2 separate regions of the Mus musculus genome follow, and region 2 is linked to region 1. A link is a loop called in an ENCODE intact Hi-C map of the cell type or tissue named here. Cell type or tissue: heart. All regions are shown on one strand. Links, peaks and the distances in the headings refer to the core of each region. The heading gives the core; the rest is flanking DNA. Region 1 overlaps Gm41071 (a long non-coding RNA gene). Region 2 overlaps 4921509O07Rik (RIKEN cDNA 4921509O07 gene).

Evidence for each region. Peaks named below come from ENCODE experiments on the same cell type or tissue, not always from the same donor. Only the 100,000 strongest peaks of a DNase experiment are listed, where the experiment ranks them.
Region 2: it touches region 1 in a loop (1.8-fold over the local background); 3 of 42 quality-filtered maps call a loop at or near these places.

The regions. Positions count from the first base shown.
Region 1 is chr13:113,419,566-113,423,963 of GRCm38, forward strand. Gm41071 (a long non-coding RNA gene) reads right to left here. Exons shown (of 3, transcript XR_873978.1): 1 at 4,279-4,398; 2 at 1,212-1,269; 3 at 1-584. Among named protein-coding and RNA genes, the nearest start is that of Gm41071, 2.2 kb to the right of the region's middle. In heart, for the core only: no CTCF peak of the experiment used is centred there; a DNase peak (open chromatin) is centred at 2,116.
Region 2 is chr13:113,484,627-113,489,024 of GRCm38, forward strand. 4921509O07Rik (RIKEN cDNA 4921509O07 gene) reads right to left here. Exons shown (of 7, transcript NR_045501.1): 2 at 1,131-1,297; 3 at 1-29. Among named protein-coding and RNA genes, the nearest start is that of 4921509O07Rik, 16 kb to the right of the region's middle. In heart, for the core only: no CTCF peak of the experiment used is centred there; a DNase peak (open chromatin) is centred at 2,135.

The sequences.
Region 1 (4,398 bases), core at 202-4,201:
TTATTGTATATTGGATAGTACGGAAATACTGAGAAGTCTAAATAGATCCAAAGCAACCCTTTTCTGTAGTATTTGGTGTGTGTTTCTGTGTGGCAGATGCATGTGCACACGTGAGGGAATATAACCAAGCAGGCTTATAATATCCAGGGCTCTGAGTTGGTCCACTGCAACATCTACCTCATCTATGAACTGCTGGAGAGCATGAAGAGGCTGGTCCTGTGGATCCAAAGCTGCAGGATCTCCATGACACAGGGAAACAACAGGACATCCAAGAGGAGGCTGATCCAGTATTGATGATGGAGCAGAGGCCAGAGGACTTGAGCCAGACTCATGACCATGAATATTTACAAGTAAATTCTCAATACTTTATTTCCAACCTCTAGGTTCTAGTAGACAGAGGAAGATCCTCAAGGATAGTTATAACTTTGAACCTTGGGTAGAAAGCCAGAGAAGCCGGAGGACCATCCAAAGCCCTGACAGGATTGTTCTTGATGGTTCATGTGGGGTGGAGCATCCCTGACAGGTGCTGCATTGAATTTCTGCCTCTCAGGGCTCAGTTCTGCTGAGTCACAGGCAGCTTCATCCTGACCAACACAGAAATGTCTCTTACCCTGTAAAGAAAGCCTAAAGCAAAGCTGTCAGAGACAGGATGGTACTCCACAGTTGGGGATAGCCAACATGGAGTCTACTGAAGGCAGTCATCATCTGTCTACTTTTGTACAGCTGTACAACTAAGAACTGCACACCATTTCTAAGGTGTTGAAAAGAAATCAGTGAAAACTGGCTCAGTTGTAGGGTGATTTGCCCAGCATGTTCAAAACCCCGGAAACAATTCCTATGACAGCAAAAAGGCAAAATAACGTAATAAGGTGACAGCAGTATAATGGGGGGGGGTAGATGAAGGATGATTATTAGAAATTCACAGTTCAGGGTTGAGCTGTGGCAGAGCTGGGAGAGTGTTCGTGGAGTGTGCTTAAAGCTGTGGGTCCACTCCTCAGCATAGCATGCCCTGGACATGGAAGCCCATACACGGGACACTCAAGAAGCAGAGGCTGAAGGATTAGAAGAAGTCCAAGGTCATTCTTACCTACCTAGAAAATTTGAAGCCAACCTGAGACATATGACACATGGAACTCTGTCTCAAAAGAAATTCCTATTTTTCTATCTAGAAAATCACAGTGGGCCACAAGTTGAAACATATTAGAACTCACCAATTCCTTATGGCTGTTATCACTCTGAATGACAGAATCGATTAGCTATGGCAAAGACCTGTAAGTCGACAAAACAGAAATCTGTTCTTATATAGTCCTTTGTCAAAAACAAACAAAAACAAGAACAAAAACAAAAAACCCAAAACAACAACAACAACAACAAAATGGTTTCCCGCTCCTGTTCTTTAGTATTATGGAAGCTTCTTTTACTTTCTCCTCTACTATTTTCAGTGTGGGTTTTCAGTCCAGACCAAATAGCTCCTTACCCTCTTGCCAGGTCTCCACTCAAGTCCTGGCTAAAGAAAAGCAAAAGAGAAGAAATTGTTGTGTCATCCCGCCCCTTAAAAATAAGTTCAGATAGGTTTCATCTGGCCAGAAGTTAGTCTCCATATCATGGCCACTATCCTTATCACACCTGAAAATCTTGATGCAAAAAATAAAAACTCAGAATTCCTCTGTTAAAGGAAGAAGAGAACTGCGTCAAGGGACATTTCGGAGTCCCACCTTGTCTCCCAAGGGTATCAGGGCAAGGGCATGTGAGAAAATACTTCATAGCAGCAAAGCACATGTGAATGCAAATTGTTCCTTTTACACTTTAAGGATCGTGCTGCTCCCCTAAATCTCAGTCACTTCTTTGTTCTTTGGCATCAGCAGAGCAATTAGAAGAACACCCTACTTTCTTTCATTTTATTTGGCTCTTTAGTTCTATAAAAAGAAACAATTTGTCAAGCTGGAAGATTATCAAAGCATTAATAAGAATAGAGGAAAGGAGTGGCAACTTTCCCTGATCTAAACACAGCCTCCTGCAGCCTATCTTAATTCTTCCTCATGGTCGTGGAATGGACAGTCCAGACTTCTTGTTCACATGGCCGCCCCATCTGCTACCACTGTGTCACTTCCTGTCCACATCCGAAGGTCAAGGCCCTTCCCTACTATGTGACTTGCCAGCACTCCTGCCTCATTGCTGGATTTCAGCTCCCAACATCTGCACATTATTCACTGTATTTCACAAACAACACACTCCTGGGACACCTAATCCATGGGTATCTTTCATTCCTTCTGTTGAGATTCCAGGGCATACTAGAAGTGTGCTTTCTGGGTTCCTACAACAGTGGTTTTCAGTGGGGAGTATGTTTGCTCTCAGGTCACTCGACAGCACCTGGAGACACTCATAAAGTGACATGCTTGAATCTAGTGGGTCAAGGGTAAGGATGCTGCTATACATCCTGTGAAGCACCAGAGAGCTCCCTCAGGAATTATCTAGTCCAAAATGTCCATAGTTCTGAAGCTGGCACTGACCTGGATAAGTTCAAGAGAGTTTTTATGATGTTTAACTAGTGTGTACTAACTGATTTAATTGTGTGTTGAAATGATTTGAGCTTAGTCAGAAACAGAAAACAATGAATATAAATGATACATACTGTGGGTGCATGAAATAGAGAAGCAAGTGTGCAAAAGTTTCCAGCCCAGAACAATTCAGACTTACAGAGTAGAGATAAGCGGATTCAGAACTGTCCCTCGAAAGCAGCAGTTCCCAACCTTCCTAACACGGTGACACTTTGACACAGTTCCTCAGGCTATGGTAACCCCAACCACACCATTATTTTGTTGCTACTTCATAACTGTAATTTTGCTACTGTTATGAATCCTAATAGAAATATCTGATATACAGGTTGAGAACCACTGCTCTAATCCATGGTTCATTCATTAAAGACTGTGCGCTGATGATGGCCAAGTGGGAGGAGAGGCAGCAGGGAGATGGGTGATCAAATCCACCAATCTTATCAATAAATGAGCTGAGGATGTAACTCAGAGTTAGAGCACTTGCCTGGTGTGCTCCAGACCCTAACTTCAATCCTTGACACCCAAAACGAAACCATAGAATTGGACAGAGATAATTTTTATGTCTGAGAGATCCTATAACAAAGTACCAGAAGTTGGGTGGTTTGAGTGAGGGAGACAGGCTGTCTCACAATTCCGAGATTAAGTCAGCAGGTAGTCTCCATCTTTGGCATGCCAAGGTGAAATTTGTTCTATGTTTTATATTAACCTTCTGATTTCTGGTGGGTTGCTAGGCATCGTTGGGTATCTTCCCTTGCCAAAGCCTTGTATAATTATTTACTTCATCTCAACATGGCATTTCTCTTGCTCGTGTCTATGCTCAAATTTCATCTTTGTGTGTGTGTGTGTGTGTGTGTGTGTGTGTGTGTGTGTGTGTGTGTGTGTGAAGATGAGAGTCATGTTGAATTAATTTACCCTAGTGGCTTCATTTTAACTGGACTTCCCTGTTTCAATGCAGTCCTCCATTCTGAGAAACTAGAGCTCAGGACTCTAGTAGATTTTTTTTGGAGGCATAATTCAATCCCAACATTTTGGGTTATGTTTATTTTATATCCTATATAAAAAGTCAAGGAATGCTGATATATTTAAAGTACTTGTCAACAAGATTCCGTGATTAAGTTTTTAAAAAGTGGCTTTGAAAAAAGAGAGTTACGGTAATAGTAATTAGTGGGAGAACAGTCTATCAAAGATTCTGGTTTTCAGATCAAAATGCAAAAAGAAGTTTTATATGTGAAAACACAGCAGGATAGAGCCTACAGCTAAGGAGAAGTCAAAGTTTGAGAATGGTTTATAATGTGGCATGGTGTGTGAGTGTGTGTGTGTGTGTGTGTGTGTGTGTGTGTGTGTGCGTGTGTGTATGGCTCTTGGCTGAACCAAATGAAAAGTCCAGACCTTTCTGGTTATACGAGATTGGCTTTTCTGGGTACACATTTACTAAATATTAGTTTGCATGGAGAATACGGCCCATTGGGAGGAGGTCTGCATGTAAGGTAGCCTACAGTGCAGTATGATAGAGGACAGTGGGACGGTGACAGTCCATGCAGTCACCACTGGCTGGTCCCCAGGCTGGTCAGTGGTGAGAAGATCTAGAATAAGACTGGCTTTAAGGGACTTTGACTGACTTACAAGATTTTTGGCATGACATCCAGGATCAGCTAATACTGAGTCCAAGGGATAGGCATTTATTTCCTTCATTTCTTCATGAAACCCAGAACAAAGTACTCACTGCGAGGTCTGAGGGACTTGCTGCTCTCCACTCTGGACATCCACAGAAGACAGAATGTGGGCAGGAAGATATACTTCTGCAGTGACCGTATTTCTATGAAACAAGGAAGAGATGGGGCCT
Region 2 (4,398 bases), core at 225-4,224, 65 kb after region 1:
CAGAAACCGAGGACAAGTAAAATCTCCTCCTAGAAACCAGAGTTGAGAAATGAATGTAAGAATCTAGAAACAGAACATCCCACAGCCATGATGGCTTTGTGCCTCTATCTCCCTCCTGCCCCGCCCTGTCCTCCCCTGGGCACAGGCTGAAGTTGGTCCTTTCAAGAAGTGATCTTCTAGTCAAAAGAGACTGGTCTTGTCTTCTGTCCCTTGTGAAGGAGTTTGAACTAACAACAACAACAAAAAAAAATGTTGCCAGTCAGCTGTCATGTTTAATTCTTATCTCTGTTGATAAATGTCACAGTTTAGATTAATTCAACACACATGCACACACACACATATCTCAAAGAAGAGCTGTAAGATAATTACAATGGGGGCAAGCCAAGCAAGATGCAAGATGGAATTAGGTGGGTGTGGGAACAGAGGTATTTAAAAAAAAAAAAAAAAAAAAAAAAAACCACACCACACCACACCACACCAGAAAAGAGATCCACATTTTTAGGGGACTTGAGATCTTAGGAGCATGGAGGCAGAGGTGGTGTCGACATACCCACATCCAAATTTAATAAATGCTGGGGGCAAGTGGAATTCAGACAGAATGAGTCCACTGTGAGAAAGAAGAATAGTAGCTTTCAAGTCTTTGTCTACATGGGTCAATATGGAGACATTCTGGTTGAATGGGTGCCTTCACACACCTCTGGGAAAGCCTGACACTATTTGGACAGAGCTTGAAAACTGCTATGATAAATGAGTCCCAGTGAGTATTTTTCAGTAGAGGGCAGCTTCTACAAATCTGATACCATACAGTGTTCTCCGGTTTCTCCTGGTGCAATATCTAGCCAATCTCAAAGACATCTGGCTCTGTCAGTCTTCCCTCCATTTTCATGGACAGCCCTCCTCATCTTATCATTACCCATAATCCCTCACTTGTCTCCCTACGGCTGGTCCCTGTCACTTCCAGTATGTGCTGAACACAGAAAGCAGACTAGCTGTTCTCCTAACACACTTTTGTAACACTCCCTTGCTTAAGAGTCCACAGAAGTGCCCGATTACCACTGCTTTATTCATGCTTCCCCTCGCCACACCCATCCTTCTACAATCTCTGTTGCAACACACATGACCTCTCTCACCTTCCGGCTTACAGAGATTGTCCATTGTCTTGACCGCTCTGAATATACTGCCCTCCCAACTCTTGTCACCCGATGACTCCTACTGCTTCTCCTTATACATCACTTCTTTGAAAAGTAGATGGATCCACGCCTCCATCTTGTCAAGCTTATATCACTCCATGGCTTCTCTATCAAAGGAAATATAATGATCATCATTTTAAGGGCTTTCTTATTATCTCAGTCTCTTCCTAATATAAACAAGGGTGGTTTATCCCCAGGACTTACCCTTATATTCCCAAATCATGTATTGTTACAGTATAATTTATTTAATGGGTGAATGAACTCAACACAAATATTTACTGAATGAATGAATGAATGAATGAATGAATACATGGATTCATTCATTGATAGAATAATTGACAAGTAGTGTGGTGTAAGAGTATATGGTTCTTTGTGGCATCCCTTTAGGAGCTCTTTCCTTTGTGACTCCCATGAATGGGGGCCACAAGTAAATGTTTCTCTCATCTCTCCCTAAATGGAATACCCAAGACAGGGATCATGAAATTTTTGGAAATGAGGTACTCTCTGTATGAAGAGAGGTGTTGCAATTCTATATTGAAGAAAGGATTTAGGTTACAATTTCCCACATAGCTGTCAGTGGTAGGGAACAAAACCCTAAGAGCAGGAAAATGGCTATCTCCCTCTTGTAGTCAACAGTGCGGATGTGTAGGTGGTGGCAAACCTTAGCTTTCTCTTGCTATTTGAAATCCACTATTCTATTGAGCAAGGACTTGCCAAGAGTCTCAGGAATAGCACAGTCATGCCTGAAACCCAGTTCTTGCTGCTACCGACCATAGTTCCTTGCTGTTCTCAGAAAGCCCGTTGTTAACTCAACACAGTGCAGGCAGAGCTTCCTTTCCAGCTCACGTGGCGACCTTTGATGGAAGTGCTGAGAAAGCAAGAGGCCAAAGCCAGAGCACTTCCCCCTAACTTAAATTTCCAGCTCAGCAAAGCCCCGTGTGCAGTGGGTAGGGTGTGAGTGAGGCAAGGGTCAGAATAGGCAAATCCAGGGCAAACAACAAGAAATTCATCCCTGTGCCTGGCAAGTCCTTTTTCTCCTGGGACTTCAGAGAACAGCTTCACTTTATTTATTTATTCTTTTCAATCTTTTGGGACTCTCAAGGGAGAACAGTTGCTTAGATGGCTGCAAGAATACAAGTACTCAACAAAAGCAGGATGAGTATCTGAGGTCCACCTTCCACCCTAGTCTTATTGTAAAGAATAAAAGGTCTTCATCTGTCCAAACTACTTGTACTCCCTCATCCCTGTGATCTCACTATGGACGTGGAAATGTGGAAGGAAGGCTGTGATTGAAAGGACAGAAAGGGAACAGGTCGCCAGAGCAAGCCTGGTCTCAAGCTCCACTTCACCTCAATAGTGAAATAGCAGAACCACATGATAGCAAGAAGCAAAAAAATAAAATAAAATAACTCATTTGCATAGTGGAAATTACATGCCTGGGAAATTGAATGCGTTATGACTCACCCTAACTGCTCAAGACTGAACATCGCCAATCAGTAATACGGTGGGAATTACATGCTGAGCCACTGCATGTGAAGTGGCTCGCCCTAACCCAGTGAGACTCCACCCTCAAGCTCATCCCATACACAGGCACTTCTTTCTTTTACTGCCATGCCTGCTGCTCTCTTTGGAGTGCACCAAATAAACTTATCCTCTATCTGTTCGGGTTTAAAGCCACAATTCTTTCATCCACCAGCAAATCTCCCATCACAAGAAGCTGCAGAGGCCTTTGAACACCCTTTGAACTTGAAGTCCAGGGTCACGGGCTGTACAAGGCTCCCACCGACAACAATCCTTTAACCAAGGGTTTTATTGTCAAGATGTTGATTTGCAAATGGGAGAGTCAAAGCTGCTTTTTATTTTCTTAGCCGTGTTATAAAAAAATGTTGAGTTAATTCTAGGAATCTTTTCAAATTATTACTTGCTGTGCAAACTTAGTAGGTTCTGGTTAGCACCTTTGCTTAGCTTCATGGCAAGGAGCCAGGAAGCCAGATAGATACTGCCCCTGGCCATGGGCATTGGTACTGAAGGTTCCGCTGGAGGCACAGCTCGTTCACTGTTAATGTTCCTAAGTCGAGAAGAAATGAATATCTATTAAGTAGCCAATTAAATTCAACACGCAGCCAACACACTAGGACATTGATTGGGTTCTTTTCTTATTTTCTTTTTCATTCATTTATCTATTTCTGAGAGTAGGAATCAAGAAACTTACAATCTAGGGGGATAATCAAAAAACTTAAAAATATTAGAGAATGTATATTTTAGAGACTTCTGTTGAAGTTGTCAACGAAAAGAAAGAAAAGGTACGGCATTAGTTCAGGGTATTTCAAAGATCAAGCAGACCTAAGCACATCTACTGTTTTGAACATATGCGCTGGTCTACAGAGCTGTGTATGCTCAGATGCGAGATGATCTTTGGACCAGGACAGATCTCAGTTTTCTGCAGCACTGTGCTTACATCTGTTATATTCCTATACAACAGACTATATAGGCTTAGTTTTTTCAAAACCTACTTTAATTAGGGTTCTCAAATGCTGCAAACCCCCCAGCCCTGCCTTCTAACCTACCATCCAAAGGTAGGGGAGAAAAGATTGTAAATAGGACAAGGGGATGTGAACCTGTTTAGAAGTAGTTCTTTGTGGGTAATTCCAATCTCCATTTGTCAGAATACCAGCAGTCCAGTCCAGTAGTGTCAGGATACCAACTTTACTGTTCAAAAGTGTGCCATCAAACACAAATCAGCAACAGCTGCACAATCCAGCAGAAACCCCCAGGCCTCCACTGAATCAGCAGGAGTCAGCAGGAGCAACCAGGACCAGCCAGGACACCAGAGGCTCTGTATTGTGTCTCTCTCAATGAAGAGCAGCAGAGACTGGAGACCAATGAAGAGTTGCACAGTTGGCTATGCAAGCACCCCCTCACTGTCCATTGAGCCCTATGTATACTCTCTCTAAACACCACAAGTGTTCTAATGTGTCTGGCCTCAGCAGAACATCACCTGAGCCTGCCTCACAAGACACAACCAGAAATTTCCACTTAAAAGACTCCTTCCCCCGAACTAACCACACACAATCCCTTACTTAGAAAGCAGGTTAACTTTTGCCAGCACTAAATCAATCAATCAATCAATCAATCAATCAACAAGGAGCAGATACAGAAGGTCATTGAGACACTGTCACAGAAGCTTCAAGCAAAGGGGAAAGAACTC